2 separate regions of the Homo sapiens genome follow, and region 1 is linked to region 2. Evidence: chromatin loops called from intact Hi-C (ENCODE). Cell type or tissue: endothelial cell of umbilical vein. All regions are shown on one strand.

Region 1 (8,000 bases), 770 kb before region 2:
TCAGATATTTCTTTGTAGCGATATGAGAATGGATTAATACAGCCATTCTTGTAGATGACTGTTTTATAAATTTTCCTAGTCCTCAAGTCACCAACATCTCCCTTTGGATTCCTAGTCTCAATGAAAATACTGAGGCAATCACAAGAGAATTTTCACAGGCTCTCACCATCATTATTGTCAATGTATCTACTGACAATTTATATCTGCATACTCTACCTTCTTTCTGTTAAACTCTTCAGGTACAGGCAAAAGACCAATGCTTCCACTTGCATGATAGACTCCATTCCCTAGCTTATGCATAGATAATATTCCAAGCATTCTCCCCTCTTTCCCAGATTATTAATTTTCTGCCATCTATTAGGCCATTCCTAATTAATATATAAACAAACTGCTATTTCTGTTATCATAAAAACAAAACAAACCTCTCAATATCACTTCTCCTACTGGGTGTGTATTGTCCCATTTCTCTGCTCCCCTTTACAGCAAAACTCCTCAGGAGAGTGTCTCAACTCACTGTCTCCAGTTCTTTTCCTTGCATTCTGTCTTAAACTCACTCAACTGAATCTTTTCCTGCATGGGGGAGAAAAGTAATATTACCTCTCACCCATCCCAAGATTCATGGCTGAGGCCCCTATAACAAAGGAAAGATTGTCAAAAGAAAACCATACAAATTTGTTTAATATACATTTTACATTAGCTGAGAGCCTTTGAAATGAAGACTAAAAGAAAGCAGGAAACCTGTGTTTTTTTGTGAAAAGTCATGCAGAAATATGATTGGAGGACAAAAAGACATGATCTAATGGTAAAAAACTGATGGGAACTTAGCAAGACCTGTTTATTCAGATTCTTCTTGGCATCTCTGTATCTTCAAGGATAAAGTTATTTCTTTCCTCAAGGTACAGGGTGGACACCTCAGGATAAAGTTTTTATGACCTAAACTTACATTAGAAAGTCAGAGAATTCTTTTTTTACCTACTTCAAGGGAGAAGAGGGAGGGAAAAGTGAGCCTGACTGCTATGGTTTGAATGTGTCCTCCAAAAAACATGTATTGGAAATTTAATCCCACGTGCAACAGTGTTGAGAAGTGAAACCTTTAAGAGATAACTAAGTCTTGAGGCTCTGCCCTCATGAATGAATTTATGTCATTTTCACAGAAATTGGCTCATTATTCCAAGAGTAGGTTTGTATAGAATCTAGTTAGGACATTTCTTGCTCTCTCTCACCATGTGATGTCTTCCACCATGTTATGATGGAGTGAGAAGGCCCTTACAAGACGCAGCTTCTCAATCTTGGACTTCCCAGCCTCCAGAACCATGAGCCAAGTAAACTTCTACTTTTTATAAATTATCCAGTCTGTAGTATTCTGCTGTAGCAGCACAAAATGTAAGAAGACAATGACCTTTTTTCTGCTGTTTCTTCAACTGTCAAGAAGACAATGACCTTCTTGTTTCTGCTGTTTCTTCAAGTGTCAAGGTACCATATTTTGGGGTGTTGTGTCCTAAACTCCATCTACTGCATCATCTTCTAAAACCTTTCTTGTCAAGGTCACCAATGACCTTCATTTTGCCAAGTCCAAAGCCTAAAGTCATTGTCTTACTTGAACTTAAATGCCATATGACATTGTTGATCACCACTACTTTCCTGGAAGTCATTTCATCCCTTGGCTTCCAGGATAACACTTTTTTCATGTTTTTCTTTACCTAATTGGCTACAGTTTTTTAGTCTCCTTTTTATCCTCTTCTCCTATTTATCTTAACATTGGGTCTCTAGTCCTTTCTATCTACACTCATTCCATAATGTCATCCAGTTTCATCTGTATGAAGAAAATTCCCAAATCTATGATGCTACCTTGAATTTTTCTTTGAACTCCAGACTCAAATTGCATATTTGATTGCTCCACTTGAATGTCTAATAATCATCTCAAACAAAATATTTAAAAGAGAACTATCTTTTCCCTAATACCTACTTCACCTGTAATCTCCATCTCTTTTCATGGTAATGCTATTATATCAAAGACTTTCATCTATTTTTGATTACTGCTATATCCCTAGGAACTAGGCTCTGGTACATTCATTCAACACATACTTGCTGAATGAATATTAATGATTATAGCACTGGACTAGGTGCAATGGCTAACACCTGTAATCCCAGCACTTTGGAAAGCCAAAGTGGGAGGACTGCTTGTGTCCAGGAGTTTTAGACTGGCCTAGGCAACATAGCATGACCTTGTCTCTATAAATCAAAAATTAGCCAGGTGTAGTGGTGCATGCCTGTAGTCCTAGCTACTTGAGAGGCTGAGGTAAGAGGATCGCTTGAGCCTAGGAGGTCAAGGCTGCAGTTACATGTGATTGTGTCACTGCCCTCAGCCTGGGCAACAGAATAAGACCTGGACACACACACACACACACACACATACACACGACTATAGCACTTTATTGCATCCAGGTAACACACTCATAACAAAGTTCTATTTCTGAGGCCAGGTGTGGTGGCTCATGCTTGTAATCCTAGGATTTTGGGATACCAAGGTGGGAGGATTGCTTGAGGCTAAAATTTCAAGGTCAGACCACATCTGTACAAAAGAAAAGTCAGCTGGGTGTGGTGGTGCACACCTGTAGTCTCAGCTACTTGGGAGGCTGAAACAAGAAGATTACTAGAACCACTAGTGGATAGCACCCACTGCACTCCACCCTGGGCAACAGAGACTCTCTCTCTTAAAAGAAAAAAATCCCTATATGTCCTTCCTTTCTTCTCTTTCCTATTTTGTATTTAGAATTCACATGTAATAATCTTAAATTTAATTCAATACTTATTTAATTTCAGACTTTTTCTTCAACAATACTTGACTTGGCTGTCTGACTTAATTTGACAAGGATTCTCCACTTGTTGAATGAGTAAAACCTGCAAGTGCATTTAAAACACAAATGAAGATAAAATAATTTTATTGAAAAATGTATGACAGTGTAATTTTTTTACAATAGTTTATTCTTAAATGTACAGCAGGCTCCAAGACAACATTTCATTCTAGCCAGGTGGCAAGACATGTTATGGCAGATCTTTAAATATGAATGGAATCAAGGGGCACCATTGCCTCAGGCATAAGGAACAGTTCATGGTTTCCCAGATTTCTTAATTCCACCTGTGGCCTGGGGCCCTTCCTCGTAGCCTTTGCTTTTAGCTTCTTGAGTTTCTTTTGCTCCACTTTTGGCTTCTGCTTGAAAAACCTTTATTTTCCTTTTCTATCTCCTTGGTCTGCTTTCTGGGCTGTTTCAGGGGCTTCTTGCCACCTTCATGGCTGGACATGGTGCCTGCTATCCCTTCCACATTTCAAGTCAATATTATTTCGAGTTTTTCAAACCTTTCTGTATATATTGGGTTAAACAAGTTTCCTGAAAGTGAACAAGACATATCAATCACTTGACAACTTTGGATAAAGCCTTTTTGTTGTATTTTCCAGATTTCAGAAAGTGGACGATTTTGTCAGATTATAGACCTTTTGCAACTCAAGTGGCTTCCAATTCCTTGTTTCCAATAAAAGTAGCCAGTTGGCAAATTACTAAAAATGACTCTTGAAGATGGTTCCTTGTGGAATTTTTGCTATGTAACTTAAAAAGAGTTCAAATCATTAAATTATATTGCTATAATAAAATTCCTTCTATACATATTTATAGGACTAGGTTTTTTCAGTACTTACATTTATAAAAAATAAAAAACATGAGTAAAATTGATACTGAGCTGTGTCTCATTAAAATAATTATTATTATTTAGTGAACTAATTGAAAAAATTCTCATTTTATTAAAAGACATATGTCCAATAAAATTTTACTTTTTATGTTCAATTTAGTTATTTATTGAACTTTGTAATATATATGTTGTTTGGAACAATTGTATACTACCAATAATTTCAATGGCTACTTCAATCTAGAAGAAATTATATGGATGAGAGGATTATGGATACAAGCAATTAAAAGTAAATTCATATTTCAAATAACATACATATGTCAGTTGCGGAGAGTATTACAGGGTGATTAAAATAGCATAAAGATATATTTTATTATGGTAAATTATGTGAGGGGCATTCTTTTTGATGCCTAAAAAAAGCAACGATGTAGCATGTATGTTAAATGTTCATTTATGTGTTTTTAAATAGTTGCAAACCAAGTTGCTAGGGTATTTAACTTTCATTGGACGAATTTATAAAAACATGCAGCAGTTTTGTTTTTAAATGTTGTTATTTACAATACACCGGAAACATCACCTTTTGCAATTATTTAAATTTATGATGAAAAATTTGAGAGAACATTTACAAAATATGTGAATGGGTACTTAGCTTTCCATGTTTTGGTAAGTAAGCAAACCAAAAGTGGGAAGATCATTGTTACAGAGAAAATGAAAAGTGCAATTTAGGTAAAGTTGGTGCTTTACTTACTGCGGGTAGCAAAGAGTAGTTGGGAAGAAATGAGGAACAATGAAAGGAGGATTAGCATACGTTATTTGCAGTACAACAGAAGTACCATAGAGGGGCGCTAGAAGACTGAGGGACAGAGAGGTCTTTGGCTGACCCAGCTGGAAGGGAAGTGGCTCTTGGGGCAAGCAAGGGTGAAACAAAATGGCGAAGATTCGTCAAAGATGTTCAGCTGCACAAGGATATGATTGGATTCGTGACCGCAAGTTGGCTTGGGACAACAGATTTCCAGGGAGTTGGAACGCGAAGCTGTTCCAAGCACAGTTGGTGAGTTGGAGTCAGTGCGGATGGAGAGGAACCATGAAGATTTCACCTGGGGGATGCTATAAGTCCATCCTGACCACTCATGGTTCGACTCATGCAAAGCAGTCTGTGTGTCTTACACATAGAAGTGAGAGCACCTCAGGATTTCCCATGCCACTTAGGAAGAGGAATGCAGTGTTGGTTGTAAATGAATAATGGGTTTGCTTACTGAAGACACCCAGACTCTCTTGGTGACTGTAATGATACCTGTGTAAGCAAAAATTTACTTTCCAAAGGCAATCAGTATTTGGTTAAATCAACTACTGAACTTTTTAGAAAGAGTACTTTGTATTTCAGAGTCTCCTGGGTTGTTGGAAAGTAGGAGCTATCGTCCATGAAAGTAGCGATTTAGGAGAATTCCTCCAGGATTTCACAGATGATGGTGCTGCAGAGACGATTTTCCGCCTTGACCATTCAGGTGTTCAGTTGCAATTGTATACTACCAGCTTGTTTATTGGATTAGAAGCAAATCTGGCTAGTGAAATGTAAATCTAAAAACATCTCCAAGACAAAAATAACTGTTTAGATTCTCAATCATTCACATTATTTAAACCCTGATTTCTACTCCAGCTTCTTCCTTTCCTTCAGAAGCACAAATGATCACATCACTATATTTCTATTTTGTAAATACTCCAGTTTTCCCAGCAGGTACTCTTGCCTGTAGAGGAAAATCTGATTTTTTAAATCTGGCATTTAGGGACCTTCACAATTTACCTCAATCTATATTTCTTATTTTATTTTTTTATGATGTCCTTATGTGGAGTCTCAGCACGGTCCATCTGCTTCTCTGCCATCTGAATATGACTTCAGGATATAGCATGTGCCAGACTGAGACACAAAAGATGATTGGTGATCACTTTTAATAGGGCAATCAAGGAGGTTTTCGGAAGGAGATGACATTTGAACTGGTTCCTGATTTGTTGGATTTCAAGGTATGGGTTTAGAGTGAAATATCGAGCTATTGGTGAGAACTTAGATGTGGCCCAGCCTTCTAGGAAATTTATTCCAATAAAAGTCACCAGGAAGCCAGGGACTATTCGTTTTGGTCTTTTCTTATTATATTCTATGCCAGTCTGGTGAAAGTGTCTCCATTAGATGTGTACTTAGGTGTCTTTCAACACATAGAGTTCTGAAGTAGGAACTTCCTGAAATTTGATCCACTAGTAGGCAGAATTTGATACAGGGGCACTTCTGTCTAGTATACTGTTCATGTTGTATTATAATCAAAGAGTGACTACATTCCTATATCTTTCACCTAGAGCATTTTCACATAGGAGTTATCCAGACAGCTCTTAGGCAAAATGGTGATTGAGATCTTTCTTTTTTTGAGACGGAGTCTCACTCTGTTGCCCAGACTGGAGTGCAGTGGCGTGATCTTGGCTCACTGCAAACTCTGCCTCCCAAATTCAAGCTATTCTAGTGCCTCAGTCACCCCAGTAACTGGGATTACAGGCATGCACCAGCACGCCTGGCTAATTTTTGTATTTTTAGTGGAGACGGGGTTTCACCATGTTGGCCAGGCTGGTCTCAAACTCGTGGCCTCAAGTGATTCGCCTGCCACAGCCTCCTAAAGTGGTGATTCGTATCTTTATTGTCAACCTGGGATTCGGAAAAAAAATCCTTAATCAAGAATCTGAGAGTACAGATCCTAGACCTAGCAGTGCCACTTGATGCTAATAAGAACAACAAAAACAAAAGCTTCTCCACCCTGGTTTTCCCACCTGTGAATTTATATAGTAATAATTTTTCTTATTTTTAGGTGTACAGTGGAAATTACATGTTAATATAGGCAAACATTTTTCCAAGAAATAAAAACACCTTAAAATGCAAAGGATCAAATTCCGACCCTTTAGTTCTCTGTGAAGGTACAATTAAGAAAAATGAAAAATATAGGTATGCAAATGTGTTAGATGGTACAGGTGAAGTTCAGGAGAGTCAGGACTTTGTTTTGCATTATATGTTCAGTTCACTTTACCAACATATAGTGAGTATGTGAACAGTGCAAGTATACTGACACTGTTCACATACTCGCTATATGTTGGTAAAGTGAAGGGATGAATGATTGACTGGAGGCATTTAGGAGCCTTCTGCTAGCTGGCTTACCTGGCTGCCAAAGCTCTCTATCTAGGTGACTGGCTGAGTGAAGTCTCCAAACTGTGTATATTTTAAGGATATCTTGCTTCCACCTGCTTTTCTCCTTGTTTTGATAGCAGTAATAGTTAACATTGCTTGAGGACCAAATATGTGCTACTTCTTTACATAAACCATTGGTAATCCCCACAACCCTGAAAAAGTGTTTATTCCTATTTTAAATATCAGGAACTTATGCTCAGAGAGGCTAAATAACTTACTAAAAATGGTATAGCTAATGTATCAGTTTGGATATGTTAGATTATGCTGTAATAACAAACAATCTCTAAATCTCAGTGTGGTGGTTAATACTGAGTGTCAACTTGATTGGATTGAAGGATGCAAAGTATTGATCTTGGGTGTGTCTGTGAGGGTGTTGTCAAAAGAGATTAACATTTGAGTCAGTGGGCTGGGAAAGGCAGACCCACCATTAATCTGGGTGGGCACAATCTAATCATCTGCCAGCATGGCTAGAATATAAAGCGGGCAGAAAAATGTAAAAAGACGAGACTGGCCTAGCCTCCCAGCCTACATCTTTCTCCCATGCTGGATGCTTCCTGCCCTAGAATATCGGACTCCAAGCTCTTTAGTTTTGGGACGCAGACTGAGTCTCCTTGCCCCTCATCTTGTAGAAGGCCTATTGTGGGACCTTGTAATCATGTGAGTTAACACTTAATAAACCACCTTTTCTAAATATATCTATGCTATTAGTTCTGTCCCTCTAAGAGAACCCTAATACACTCAGTAACTTAAAATATAATGGTTTATTTTTTGCTTGTAATACATATTCACTGGGAGCCAGCAGGAAGGCTCTGCTTATTATACTTAGGGATACAGGCTGCAGAGCAGCAACCATCACAAATATCCCTACACCAGAGGGAAAGGCATCTCTGGAGAGTGTCATATCAGCAACAAATGCTTTACTTAGAAGTGACATCCATCCCTTCTTTTCATCATACTTTGACTAGGATTAGTCGTATGACACCACCTATTTACAGGTGGGCCAGGAAGTATAGCTCTGCCATGTGTCTGGAGGATAAAGCCAGACATTTTGGAGGTGATGCAAATGACTACCAGGGCAAGTAAGTCAGAGACTTGGTTT
Region 2 (8,000 bases):
CATGTCTGTGTCTAGTGGACAGCACATTACATCTCTCCCAACTCCTGATAATTTTACCCAAGTTTTCAATTGCCTTCTTATTGACATTCCATATTTTTTTTAATTCTTGGTGCATTCTGTAACAAACTCTTTACATGTTGAAAATCATACAATATGGTATCATGCTATCTACAAGTCACTCACTGTAAAAAAGGCCTCATTGTGCAGCGATCATTCCTCAGAAAGACATTTTTGGGGGTAGTGACAGCAGTTCCTCAGTGGAGTCCAGTGGTCTCCACCCATGAATTTGCTACATCCTATCTCTCAAAATTCCTTTGTCTGAGGTCCCGTTAGTGACCCCACAGTGAACCAGGGCACACACCAAGGTTGCTTCCACCTTCATCTGACCATGAGATATTGCTGTGACTTACCCGCTCTTGTCCAAGTTCTTAGTTACAGACAAGAGAATCCAATCCAGTTGGTTAAAATAGAAAGAGATTTGTTAGTGGGTACATAGAGTTCACAGAATCATTACAAGGGCTAAAAGAAAGACTGAGCTTCCAAGAATGACTGCCAAACCACACTGTTCAACTGAACCACCAAGGAGGCTGCTACCTCTCATCAACAGGCAATGCAGAATCAGAAAGCTACTGCTCCTGTAGCCAAGAACACAGAATCAGAAAGCTGTCGCAGGCTGGGCGCGGTGGCTCATGCCTGTAATCCCAGCGCTTTGGGAGGCCGAGGTGGGCAGATCACCCGAGGTCAGGAGTTTGAGACTAGCCTGGTCAACATGGTGAAACCCCATCTCTACTAAAAATGCCAAAATTAGCCAGGCATGGTGGCGCATGCCTATAGTCCCAGCTACTAGGGAGACTGACGCAGGAGAATCGTTTGAACCCAGGAAGCAGAGGTTGCAGTGAGCCAAGAACGCGTCACTGCACTCCAACCTGGGCACCAGAGTGAGACCCTGTCTCAAGAACAGAAAAAAAGAAAGCAAGCAAGCGCCACAGACTGCTTGACTCACTGGTGCTATACCCCCAGCACCGGCGCATAGGCTATTGACATCAGCAACCTGCCAGCTGCACAGTTGCTTCTTAAACTGTTTGCTCACAGTTTTCTGAAGACAGTGCTTTTCAAACTTTAAGATGCCCACAAATTACCTGGGGTTCTTGTTAAAATCATAGATTCTGCTTCAGGAAATCTGAGGTAGGGCCTGAATTCTACATTTCTAATGAGCTTCCAGGTAAGATAGATGCCGCTGCTCTCACTCTTTAAGGAACAACATTAAGAGACATCAGCCTAATGAAATCAAGCCCTATAATCCCTTTCACCTCAATCCCACCAGTGTTCCAAGCTCCTGGGGCATCTGTCATTTGGTCTCTCACCCCTCACACTACCCTGGATCCCTGCTAACTAACCCAATCTCCCACTTTTTCCACCGTACCCTCTTTCATCAGATTCTGCACAGGCAAATTATCTAGTATTCTCAACTTCTTCTCTGAATGTTCCCTTTACTTTCCTGCTTTAACTGAAACTTACTCCCCTGAGGACGTGGATCCTGCAGCCTTCATTGAGGCTGGTGTTTTTTCTTCACTTGCATGTACCTTGAATACCAGAGGCAGGGCAGAAATTCTCCTTCTACCAAAGTTTGTTCCTCATCGCAGTGTTCCTCCTTTCCCCTTGAAAAACTACACCAGAGAAATCTTGCAGACACCACCTTGGCAAAACTATCAAAGTTGTCACCAGTAATAGGACAAATAAACATCATGTACCTCCTGATAAGATGTACTGAGAAGCCTACATCGTTTCTATGGTATCTCTATCAAAAATGCATAACCTGAATTTAATCAGCATACATCAGACAACCTAAACTCAGAGACATCCTACAAAATAAATGACATGTATGATTCCAAAATATCAAGGTCGAGAAAGAGTAAGTACTTCAATTTAGAGGAAACAGAGACATGACAAAACACACACACACACACACACACACACAATGGAGGGCTGGGCGCAGTGGCTCACGCCTGTAATCCCAGCACTTTGGGAAGCTGAGGCAGGCAGATCACAAGGTCAGGAGTTCAAGACCAGCCTGGCCAACATGGTGAAACCGCGTCTCTACTAAAAATACAAAAAATTAGCTGAGCACATTGGCGAGTGCCTGTAATCCCAGCTACTCAGGAGGCTGAGGCAGGAGAATTTCTTGAAAACTGGAGGTGGAGGTTGCAGTGAGCCGAGATCCTGCCATTTCACTCCAGCCTGGGCGACAGAGTGAGACTCCATCTCAAAAAAAAAAAAAAAAAAAAAAAAAAAAACACACAATGGGAGATTCTGGATTGGATCTGAGACCAAAAATGAGGATACTGGTGGGACAGTTGTAAAATTGGTACCATTAGATAATTGTATCAATGTTAGTTTCCTGCATTTGATAATTGTACTGTGGTTACATAAGATATTAACAATTTGAGTGAAGTAGGAATTTGAGTGAAGTACTTACAGAAATCCTTTGTACTGTTTCTACACTTTTCTTTAAAGTCTGAAGTTATTTCAAAACAAAAAGAACTTGGCCAGGCGCGGTGACTCACGCCTGTAATCCCAGCACTTTGGGAGGCTGAGGCAGGTGGATCCCTTGAGCCCAGGAGTTTGAGACCAGCCTGGCCGACATGGCGAAACCCCATCTCTACTAAAAATACAAAAATTAGCCAGGCAAGGTGGCACACACCTGTAATCCCAGCTACTCTGGAGGATGAGGCAGGAGAATCGCTTGAACCCGGGAGGTGGAGATTATTTGAAGTCCACGCCCGCCGACTGGACCTATGAAGCCTCCATGCACATAGTGAGTATTAGCCTGCACTAACACTAACACTAACAAACGCTACCAAATGTGCACTAACACTGCCAGATAACCTTTCTTCATGTTCCTGGTAAACTCACAATCCCACTGTTGAAGAAATCAAGTTTGGATTGTGTTTAGAATAGTGCTTTTGGAAATACTTCACTGATGGCATTCCAATTGGCCATGCTCAGCCAATTGTTAGAGTTGGCTATTTATGAAGGATTGAAGAAAAATACTAGAAAATATAGCCTCACTTTATTTTATATAAAAGTTAAAAATTAATATCCTGGTTGAGCATGGTGGCTCACACCTGTAATCCTAACGCTTTGGGAGGCCAAGGCTGGGGAATTGCTTGAGCCCAGGAGCTCAAAACCTGTCCAGGTAACATAGCAAGACCCCCATCTCTACAAAAAGTCAAAAAAAAAAAAAGCAATGATGGCATGCATCTGTAGTTCCAGCTACTTGGGAGGCTGAGGTGGGGGAATCACTTGAGCCTAGGAGTTCAAGACTATAGTGAGCTATGACCAAGCCACTGTACTCCAGCCTGGGTGACAGAGTGAGACCTTGTTTCAAAAAATAAAATAAAGTATCTTCCCCCACCCTTGATAATATTTCCCTGTGAGCTGGTTTATTTACTATACATATTATTAAAACAAAACATAGAAACAGTTTAGATAGACACTATCCCCTGTGACTGTCATCAACTCAATCTAGTTAAGTTTTAACAAGAAACAAGTTCATTTATCACATTAAAAACTAAATATTGATATATATCATGTTGTTCAAAACTAGTCTAGGTATTTAATGTGGGTATTTCAATGGCTATTTCCACCATTTCACTCTTTGTTTAGTTTTGTTTATACTGATAATGAACATTGTGCAGTTTTTACTTTTTCTTCACGTTTTTTGATTTATTAAAATATTATTGCTAAATCTAATAATAAAACATTCAGACTTGTATTTTGTATTTTTATACGCTTTTCTAATCATTTATTTGTATTTAACAAAAGTAGTGATCCACAACCCATTGGAAATAACCACAATTTGAGAAGCAATGCAGTCGCCTTTGATATTCCCGAGATGGACACTAGGTGGCGCCCAAGGATCTTCTTCCTGGCTGGTTGCGTGATCTTTGCAATGGCACGCTGGTCATAAGGCGCTTGGCAGTGTATAAGTGATAAGGCGCTTTTCCAGTGTAGACGGGCAGAATTGTCAGACCTTTCCTATCTATCAAGTCCACAGAGAAGGCAACTCACTCTCCTTTGTAGGGGACATCTATAAATAATTGAAGTTGACTTACACAAATGAAGACATTTTCATGTTTTGCCTATTGTTGGGAGGCTTCCCAGCTGAATAGAAGTAATCTCTAAACACCAAAGCTGTTACAACTATTGTTATATCAAGAAGACTATTTGAGAGCCTTTGTTCAATAATAGTGACAGGAGCCAACCACATCCGGGCCAAATTATAAAGGAAATCTACAAAGTCTTTTCAATGCCCACATCTCCCAGAATCAGGAGGGCAGTGGAATGGCAGAACAGAATTCTGAAAAATACCTGGCTGATATCAATCTATAAACGAGACCTCGAGAGGCAATCCTTGCATGCAGTCCTCATAAATATGAGATCCACAGTCAACAGAAAGACTCTCCCACACACAATAGACAGCCGAGTACAACACTTCCGGCTGCTCCCCGGGAGCCACTCACAGGACACTCCTATATTTAAACATACATTGAATGCTATTTAAAAACACACATGAAATATATCAAAGCTTTCCATTAAGAGATCTGAGAATCCAACCCTGATGAGCCCTGCCACAGCTACAACCTATGTGAAAGTTCAGCAGAGAAACTTATTCCTTCAGCCTCACTAGGACAGTGCTAACAAAGACCAGCTTATCACCAACACATAAATTGTCAAAGCCTTTAGCTTTCAATACGTTCTTCCCCCTCTAAGACTTTTGCACCACTGGGGCAGACAGCAAGAAGAATGCAGACCCGTCTATGGCCAAGGGCAGACCACAAGAATGCAGACCTATGGCCAAGGTTGACATCAAGAATGCAGACCTGTCTACGGCCAAGGTCGACATCATCCCTTGAGATGACTTGTCAAGGTTTCCAGGCCTGCCACTTGTGACTAGAAGTCTGATTTCCAACTTGTGTACCTGCCTCGAGAGTTTGCTCTGGCCATTCTTCAAGTTTGTCAGCCCAAGTCCTCAAAAACTTGTAAATCTCCCCATCCAACTCTGACCTTGTTTTGCTTGGGGTTGAACGTGCTAGGAATGAATACCCACTCTGTCAAGGAGAATGCAGTGGAACAGCAGCCACTGGAAATCATCCCTGCGTGGAGATAGGCAGTAGCCCTAGTTATTGCCAATAACCTCATGTTCCTACTGATAATCTTGATCATCTTTGGTAGTGAGACAACACAAAGAGATCATGTAGCCTTGGAATAGATACAAGTTTGCCTATTAAATCGGGGGGTCAAACTGTGAAGATCCCTTCTTTCTTGGATTTTTTTGCTAGTTGATGATTTTAACAGTTGTTTCTGGTCACTGCCATGACTGTTTTTAGAGGCCTCATAGGGCAAGAAAGACCAAACACATTAAAAATAACCAAGTGAAGTTCTTTTGCACAAAGTTTGAAGACATTCATCTTTGACTTTAATCTACAGAACTAGGTAACAGAGGTTTTTAATCCTAATCCGTAATAGTTGTCTCTGCTAATCTTATTTGTCCATTATTAGTCAAGCTCCCAACCTGAAAAGACACACTCGAATTATGCCAATTCAAGGAGTAAAATTTATTAAAATATATTATTTACAAAGGTGTGAGTGAAGGCTTAGGAAAACAAAAGGGTAACCAGTAGTAACAGAGGAACTAAACATCCCACAGTTGAAAGTTGTAGGGACCGAGTAGCTGCTGGAACCCATAAGAAACTCACATAGAGGAAGTCACCTTGAGAGGAGTTTTTAAGAAACACAGCCAACCTAAGGTGACCCTACCCCACCAAACTCTCCTTTCACCATGAACCAAACCCAACCAAACATCCCAGCCTCCCAGGACAGAGCGCAGGGTAAGACTGGATCTAGGGGAATAGATGGAATATCTAGGGGAACAGATAAAATATATACATATATGGCACCATCCGAGCCTTTTGCCTTCAGCATCATCTCTTGTCCTTCACCTGGTGGAAAGATTGAGTTCCCAATACGGGGCAGGATCAATGTTCCACCAACTACTACTTCAATACAAGTTGTTCTCATACTCCACAGCCTAAAACTTTAGCCAGCATTGGTGTTATTCATTTAACTTATTTCAGAGAAAAGAGAGGAGAAACACTTAAATGACATAAAACACTGTTGTGACAATCCTGACTTCTGTGAGGTCTGTATTGGTCATCTTAGCTGCCTTTGCCCTCTGCCCATTCCGAGTTCCAGTTAGCCTCCTCCAGCACCTTTGCTGGGCCAGGGTTCTTTACCAGATGAAAAGTACAAAACCTTCATTCTTACAGTGAGTCTTTGGAGGTCTTCTATTTACGGGTTGAAGTTTTTCCTTCAAGACAACTGGTTAAGGGAGCACAGTCACCAGTAAACCCCCTGGTTTCCAAACATCACTCTCCTTGCCACCACTGTGTAGGAACAAACAGTCCAATTTCCCTCAGACAATCAAGATCAATGAACTCAAACACCACAATCACCTCCTTATTTCCCTACTAATTCAATGGCATGAGAAGCCCAAGATGACCAAAAGGCAGTCTCCACTACCAACGCACTGGAACCATCACTCCCTTCCATGCTAGGCTCCCAAAACTTACATGCTTTTCAAAGAATGAAATAGACTGAATGCTCCTTGAGAGTAAAAAATTTTTATTTGTGGCCGGGGGCACAGTAGCTCACGCCTGTAATCCCAGCACTTCGGCAGGCCGAGGCAGGTGGATCACTTGAGGCCAGGAGTTCAAGACCAGCCTGGTCAACATGGCAAAACCCCATCTCTACTAAAAATGCCAAAATTTAGCCAAGCATGGTAGTGCACGCCTGTCATCCCAGCTACTCGGGAGGCTGAGGCACATGAATCACTTGAACCCAGGAGGCAGACGGTACAGTTAGCCGAGATCACAATACTGCACTTCAGCCTGGGTGACAGAGTGAAACTCTGTCTCACAAAATAATGATAATAAATAAAATAAAATAGAACGGGCAAGGCCGGGCACGGTGGCTCACACCTGTAATCCCAGCACTTTGGGAGGCCGAGGTGGGCGGATCACGAGGTCAGGAGATCAAGACCATCCTGGCTAACATGGTGAAACCCCGTCTCTACTAAAAATACAAAAAAAGTAGCCGGGTGTGGTGGTGGGCGCCTGTAGTCCCAGCTACTCAGGAGGCTGAGGCAGGAGAATGGCGTGAACCCAGGAGGCGGAGCTTGCAGTGAGCCGAGATCGCACCACCGCACTCCAGCCTGGGAGACAGAGCAAGACTCTGTCTCAAAAAAAAAAAAAAAAAAAAAAAAAAGAACGGGCAATCACCATTTTAAATAACTTAGTGATCAAAATTCACATGACCAGTTGTGAAACAACCTGGCCTGATGTACCTTCTGGTGTGGTGCGGTAGGTACAGCATCTCCTATGTAGCATTCTTGCAAAAGACATTTAACCTGAACTGAGCCATGAGGAAACAGACAAATCTAGAATATGGGACATACTACAAGTGGCCTGGACTCTTACAAAAGGTCAATGTCGTGGAAAACAAAATAGTAGGGAATAATTCTAGATTAAAAGAGACTGATAACCAAATGAACAGCATGAATTTTCATCAAGACACTGCATTGGGAGAAGAAATGAACATTTTTGGGAACTGGGGAAACTTACTACGGACTGAATAGTTGATAAAATTATTGATGTTTTAAGTTGTGATAATATTGAGGCTAGGTAGAAGAATGTCTTTACTCTTGGGAAATGCACATTGAGGTTCCAAGGCAGTCTCAAGGAAAAGCACCGGCAGAACTGTTTGGAGTGTGAACTGAACTAGCGGCACTTTGCACGGAGCACCATTTTAACTTCCAAGATTGACAAATTGTCGTTGTTCAGACCTGTGGATTTGGCAGACAATTTCTCAGAAACAAACAAACTGAGCCTATCACTTCAAAAAAAAACAACTGACAGCATGTGTTGTCAATGATGAAATTC

The links. Hi-C counts contacts between places; a loop is a spot of excess contacts. Peaks named below come from ENCODE experiments on the same cell type or tissue, not always from the same donor. Only the 100,000 strongest peaks of a DNase experiment are listed, where the experiment ranks them.
Region 1: a loop joins it to region 2, with 20 times the contacts of the local background. A loop is called at or near these places in 2 of 110 quality-filtered maps.

The regions. Positions count from the first base shown.
Region 1 is chr5:33,376,548-33,384,547 of GRCh38, reverse strand. It overlaps the pseudogene LOC112267948. Among named protein-coding and RNA genes, the nearest start is that of TARS1-DT, 60 kb to the left of the region's middle. In endothelial cell of umbilical vein, a CTCF peak has its summit at 4,516; a DNase peak (open chromatin) is centred at 4,537; H3K27me3 peaks cover 394 bases.
Region 2 is chr5:32,609,177-32,617,176 of GRCh38, reverse strand. No RefSeq gene overlaps it. Among named protein-coding and RNA genes, the nearest start is that of SUB1, 28 kb to the right of the region's middle. In endothelial cell of umbilical vein, a CTCF peak has its summit at 3,906 (motif pointing right); a DNase peak (open chromatin) is centred at 3,946.